2 separate regions of the Homo sapiens genome follow, and region 2 is linked to region 1. Evidence: chromatin loops called from intact Hi-C (ENCODE). Cell type or tissue: A673. All regions are shown on one strand. Each heading gives the region's core, and the rest is flanking DNA. Links, peaks and the distances in the headings are about the cores only. Region 1 has its middle 490 kb from the start of LINC00290. Region 2 overlaps LOC105377567 (a long non-coding RNA gene).

Region 1 (2,924 bases), core at 224-2,723:
CGCGTTTTTTAATAACATAGAAATTGACCCTCCCTGTCTTAAAACCAACTTTCAGGCAAGGGACTGAAACTCACCAGATGACTACATCCAGAAAATGAGATGCCGGGCCCCTCATCCACCTTGATTACTTCCTTACTCCTCCCTAATTGATTTTTTCCCTGCAGGTAGCTACATTCCTTCCCTGATATATAAACCCCCCAACTTTAGTTGGTTGAGGAGACAGATTTGAAACTTATCTCCTGTCTCTTTGGCTGCAGCACCTGAATAAAGTCTTCCCTGGCAATCTTCCTTGTCTTAGTGATTGGCTTTCTTTGTGGCAAGCAAGGAGACCTAGACCAAACCCCCGGCATTTTCGTAACACCAGTTTCTCTAGAAAATATTAGAGTAAGACTGTATAGGCAGCCAAATACAGAAGAAAGTTTAGATAAGACATATGCAAAAGAGTTTGGTCAGATAATGTTTATCTACTAGGGCTTGGATTTTCTTTTCTTTTAGAACAAAGAAAGTGATGAGAAGCAGGAAATAATTTTATTGATTTTTTTTTTTTTTTTTTTTTTTTTGTCCACATTGCAGATACTGCACTTTGTGGGTCAAACAAGGTGATAAAGACATCCCGGAATGTGGCAGTTTGCCAAAAATATACGAAACAAGATACCACAAGCTTCTCTATATAAGAATCCAAGAGACTACATCATTCCTTAAGAAACTAGGATATTTCTAGAGAACACTCTATATTATTTGCATAAATTATTCCAAACTAAAATTATAACACTAAAAGTGCCCTCTTCTAAGCATCATTATTTCTGGAAAGTCTACTGTAGAAAATATTTTAAATAAATACATTAGATAATTCCCATAGTGATGCCCTTGATAGTACTCCAAGATTTGAATTATATATGCTCATTTATTCTTTTTTAAATAATTCAAGAGACAGATCAAAGCTTTACTTTTGTGAGTTTAGAATAATATTTTTTAAACTACATCTCTCAAGCTTTCTATTTTTCATGTGCTCATAAAAACATTTTCATACCGAGCATTTTAAATAAAAAAATAATTAGTTGAAGATCAGCATGATACTTGTAATATTTTGTTGAAAATGTATTCAAGTGTTTTCTTTGAAAATAAAAGCAAAACATAAGTGCAAATTTCACAGAGCTTGATGTACAGAGTAAATCACTTAAGTACAGATATGCTTGTCCTTTGAATAAAGGAGACATGGATATTAGGATGCACGAGAGGCTTGGAAACCTAACACTGAAGCCGGAAGCCCTGTTATTTAGGAGCTGGCAGATGAATAACCATAAGTACGTGACTACACTGCCACCTAGTGGTGCAAAGAATCAGCCTTCCAATAAGGATGCATGACTTACAATTCAGTGGCAATTTTATCAACAAAATTTTTTGTCCGTGAAAGTGCAAAAAAAAAAAAAAAAAAATCACACCAGATGGCTTGAAAGAGCCTAATAAGAGCAGTTATTGCTCTTTTATTGTATATTATTTCTCCAAAGCTTCATGATTCTCATTGATAAAAACCTCAGGTGTCTGCAGAAAGGCTCTGCAAACTCAGCACCCCAGGCAGGTATGAAGGAACACAAGCTTCAAGTGTCTTTGAATAGAAATAGTATTTTCTTACTGCTTGGAAGAAGCCTGTCTTTTGAAAAGTCTGCTTAGGATTTGAATCTCTGTTTTCCTTTTCTAGTTGGAAACCAAAGACAAAAACAAAAAACTCTTGGAGATTGTTCCAAATGCATCTTTCTTGCCCTCAACTGCCAGCCTTCTTAGGAATTAAATAATCCCACTTGTGATCATTCCAGGATTCAAACTTCTAATATTGACATCTCTGTTACAGGCGACAACGATGCCAGATTATGTCTGCAAATTAAGGTCATTTTAAAGGCCTAGGGAAACAGAAAATGCCTGGCAAGGGATCAAATTCTTCTTTGAGAGAGGGTTAGAAGAACCATTGCTATTTACTCATTGTGGATTTGTTTTGCAGGGGCATTGTTATTATCGCAGGCATCAAACCGTAGAGGGGAAAAAGCTGCAAACAAAATATCAAGGGAAATAACGACCATACAAAATAAATAGCAGGCACAAACAAAGTTCACAATGCCTCATGTGAACTTAGGAAAAACGCAGTCATGCATCCCACTTCCTGAATATGTTTTCAGTGGAGCCTTTCTTTCTTCTACAGCAAACAAAATTATTCCCTTCACCAGCAGTTGCCAGATTAGCCAAGAATATAATATTCAAGCTCAGGAAGAGATTACTGATGTGTCTATATTTAAGGGGGAAAGAAACATCTAATCTAAAACTTTGCATGAAATTTCTCCTAGGTAGCATAGTACATATTTTAGCTCTCATTTTTGTTTCCAGACATTGATTGCACTCCACATAAAATCTCTTTAGCCCCCCAGAAAGACACTCTGTTGGAAAGTCCATTTACAGTCATTTAATGCAATACCTAATTTTTCTGGTGAGGTAGCAAAACCACAGAAGAAAAGGGAGCACCGCTAGGCAGAGATGATCTAGAGTCCAATTCTCTTACTCCCTGGCAACTCAATTTTCACTGCATCCTATAGCCTCTCTGTAGAAGTCAAGCGTATTTTACAGTTTTCTAAGGAATGATTGATAACCTCAACAGTCTGAAATTAAACTGCACAGCAGACAGTGGAAGATGGTATTTTAAAGTACCTGGAAGCTTTAGTATTCACTATTACACTACACTATTTTAATAAATAGAAAAGCAATGTTTATTCACTTTAAATTCATGACATCTATGAAGTTAAAGGTTTGCACAGCAATGAACAATTAGTTAAATATCACACATGGAAGCTAAACAGCAATTTGTAGATTCTGTTGCGCAGTGCCTTAATTACTTATATTGCAACTTGTTTCAGACCACTAAAGACAGGGCTATCGAA
Region 2 (2,924 bases), core at 185-2,684, 220 kb after region 1:
ATAGTGGAAAAAGGTTTCTGAAAAGTAAGTACCCTGTCATGTGTTAGTTTTGATAATGTTTACTGTGGTTATTGAGACACACACAACTGAATAACAAAAGAGCCGTTCTAAAAGTCATCGCTTATGCTTTGACTTGGCATTCAGTGCATCCAAAACCATTCAACAAAAATATTTGTATAGCCTCATCCTCCTCTGCAGATCCATACCTGCCTACTGAACTATTCAGGTAGGGGCCATGTATAATTTGTACTTCCCAACCTCTTTGTTCCTGCTATTCTCATAGTTTGCAATGTCTTTCGGCTTTGCCCTTTCTTTCCTTCCTGACTTTGTCTTTTTTTTTTTTTTTTTTTTTTTTTTTTTGAGACAGAGTCTCACTCTGTTGCCCAGGCTGGAGTGCAGTGGCACAATCTTGGCTCACTGCAACCTCCCACCTCAATGGGCTCAAGCAATCCTCCCACCTCAGCCCCCCGAGCAGCTGGGACTACAGGCATGCGCCACCATGCCCGGCTAATTTTTGTGTTTTTTGGTAGAGAAGGGGTTTCACTATGTTGGCCAGACTGGTCTCAAGCACCTGACCTCAAGTGATCCACCTGCCACGGACTCCCAAAGTGCTGGGATTACAGGAGTGAGCCACTCTGCCCAGCCATAACTGTCTTAGCTATGGAAGTTCTATTCATACGTCAAAGTCAGGCTTGAAAGATTGCTTTCTTTCTCTAGAACTTTCCTCAGCCTCTTGTTTTTCAGACCAAGTTAACTGCCCCCATATCAGTGTTTCCATAGCATTTTTCTCATTTCTTATGGCATTTGCTGTACCTATACTTTATTTTTTTCTCTTTATTCTTGTCTTTCCTACTTGATCGCTAAAACCTTGAAGGCAGGATGATTTTAATATCTACATACACCTTACTGAACACCTTTAATATAATAAGCTATGATATCTGGCAAGTTATTTAGCCTTTTTGTCTCCTTTTTATACTTAGGAATAGTAAAGATGTCTATCACAAAATATTATTATGAGAATTTATTAAATGAAACGTTGAATATAAGTACAACGCCTGGGAGAGCAAATGCTAAAAAAAAATTAGTTATTAGTTTAAAGTAATGACCATATAATGAATATAAGCTTATTTCATGCATCCTTCAAGAAATCTAGCAAAATGTTTTGCATGTAGTAGGCACTCAAATACCGAATTAAATTGATATCTGCAACTATATTCTCTAAACTCTGAAAGCCAAGAGCAAATTTCTTTCAGCAGCAAAATTATTAGGGAATTCTGAAGTTCAAAAATCCTCTTCCAGGGTTGATATACTTTCATAAATTACCTGTATGAAATGTTAAGTTTCAGTAGCATAAACCCAGTCTCTGCTTGATATTGCCTTTCGTGGATAAATAAGTGAAACTTGGGGCCAGAAATCCCAGTTGGATATAAAAGCAAGGCGTAGGTAGAAAAAACACATAGAAGTTTAATATTATAGATCTTCCATCCTCCTACCGTGCTGGTCATTTCTAACTCCAGGCAGGCAGGATTCTAGTCACTGGAAACAGGAAATCGTCACTGACTAGGCAGCAGGGAGCTGGCAGCCAACTTGCGCCCTCTAAAGGAGAGGGAGCTTCACCACACATTTGTGGGCTGCAGAGAAAACCGTCTCTTCTTTATACATCTGTGGATAATGTCACTATATTTGATTTGGCACAAACACACTGAGAAACAAGTATCTTTGGTTGAATTTAGATGTGAGTCTCAGTTTCATATCTACCTGGCAATAATAAATTCTGATATTTACCTTGTAATGGTGTAGCACGTGATTATATACATTAAACCTTAAAATTATCCATCAGAAAGAAATACTGTAAAATCTGAAGAGGCTATATGTAGGTTTTAATCTTATACGGTCTATTAAAGCAGTCAGAATTTTCAAAGCAGTCAGAATTTTCTTTTTTTGTATATATTTTCAAAGCAGTCAGAATTTTCCAACAGTCAGAATTTTCTTTTTGTACATATTAACAAAGCAGTCAGAATTTTCTTTTTTTGTATATATTTATACATTTAATCTCCTTGCCAACTCTAGCTATTTTCTTTATCTTTGTGTAAAATCAATGGAAATAATAATAGTAGCTAAACAAACTTTGGAAGACTAATACTCATTCTCACAGTGAAGGTATACCTCTTTAGGTGAATTTAAGAGAAGCAGTTTGAATAGTAGCTTTTATGAAGATGGAGAGAAGCAGAAGGCTTCCAGTATATCACAGAGAGACGCAAGAAATATTTTTAAACCTCTTCTTTAATAATTCAAACCTAGCCAAAGAAGGTTGTACTCTCTGTTTCTTTGTGGACTCAGAGGTGTTTGGGCATTGGCGTCAAATTGGTTCTTTCCCAAGAGAAGCTTATGAGTGGGGTAAAAAACAAATGGAATCAAATAGAAGGGAGAAAACTATTCTCTTGCATTTATTATAAAAATAAGTGTAACATTATATAGTATACAATACAAAATGATACAAATGAGTTTTAGCACCTGTTAAAGAAAGTTTATGGGAGGCCATTGTTTTGGACCAGCCTCCTGCCCTAGGCCCCAGCAGACCAGATCAAACTAGAATGGAGTCACATATGCTAAGTGCCACCTACTCAAATTGAATTTTGAAACTGCCCAGTTTTCCAAAAAAAACAGGAAAGTCCAGTTGAACTTTGTTAGCATAATAAGGAAGTCCTCTCTGATTTTAACCCCATAAGAGAAGTCACTTTGAAATGATTCATCTGCTTTTTATTCACCATTTCTGCCTTCTTCAGACCTTTCCTGCCTATGAAACCAATTTCCTCGGCTCAGCTCATCTGAACATTTATTTTATTTTATAAAATGATGTGTTGCCTGATTCTAGAACCTCTGAAAACCATTAGATATTTAAACTAAATTTGCTGTTATTTTGC

The links. Hi-C counts contacts between places; a loop is a spot of excess contacts. Peaks named below come from ENCODE experiments on the same cell type or tissue, not always from the same donor. Only the 100,000 strongest peaks of a DNase experiment are listed, where the experiment ranks them.
Region 2: it touches region 1 in a loop (8-fold over the local background); 10 of 110 quality-filtered maps call a loop at or near these places.

Annotation. Positions count from the first base shown.
Region 1 is chr4:180,663,374-180,666,297 of GRCh38, reverse strand. No RefSeq gene overlaps it. Among named protein-coding and RNA genes, the nearest start is that of LINC00290, 490 kb to the left of the region's middle. In A673, for the core only: a CTCF peak has its summit at 1,338 (motif pointing left); DNase peaks (open chromatin) are centred at 627 and 1,287; H3K4me3 peaks cover 513 bases; H3K27ac peaks cover 1,653 bases.
Region 2 is chr4:180,448,244-180,451,167 of GRCh38, reverse strand. All of the region lies in intron 2 of LOC105377567 (a long non-coding RNA gene), which reads right to left. Among named protein-coding and RNA genes, the nearest start is that of LINC00290, 710 kb to the left of the region's middle. In A673, for the core only: a CTCF peak has its summit at 1,604; a DNase peak (open chromatin) is centred at 1,567; H3K4me3 peaks cover 853 bases; H3K27ac peaks cover 429 bases.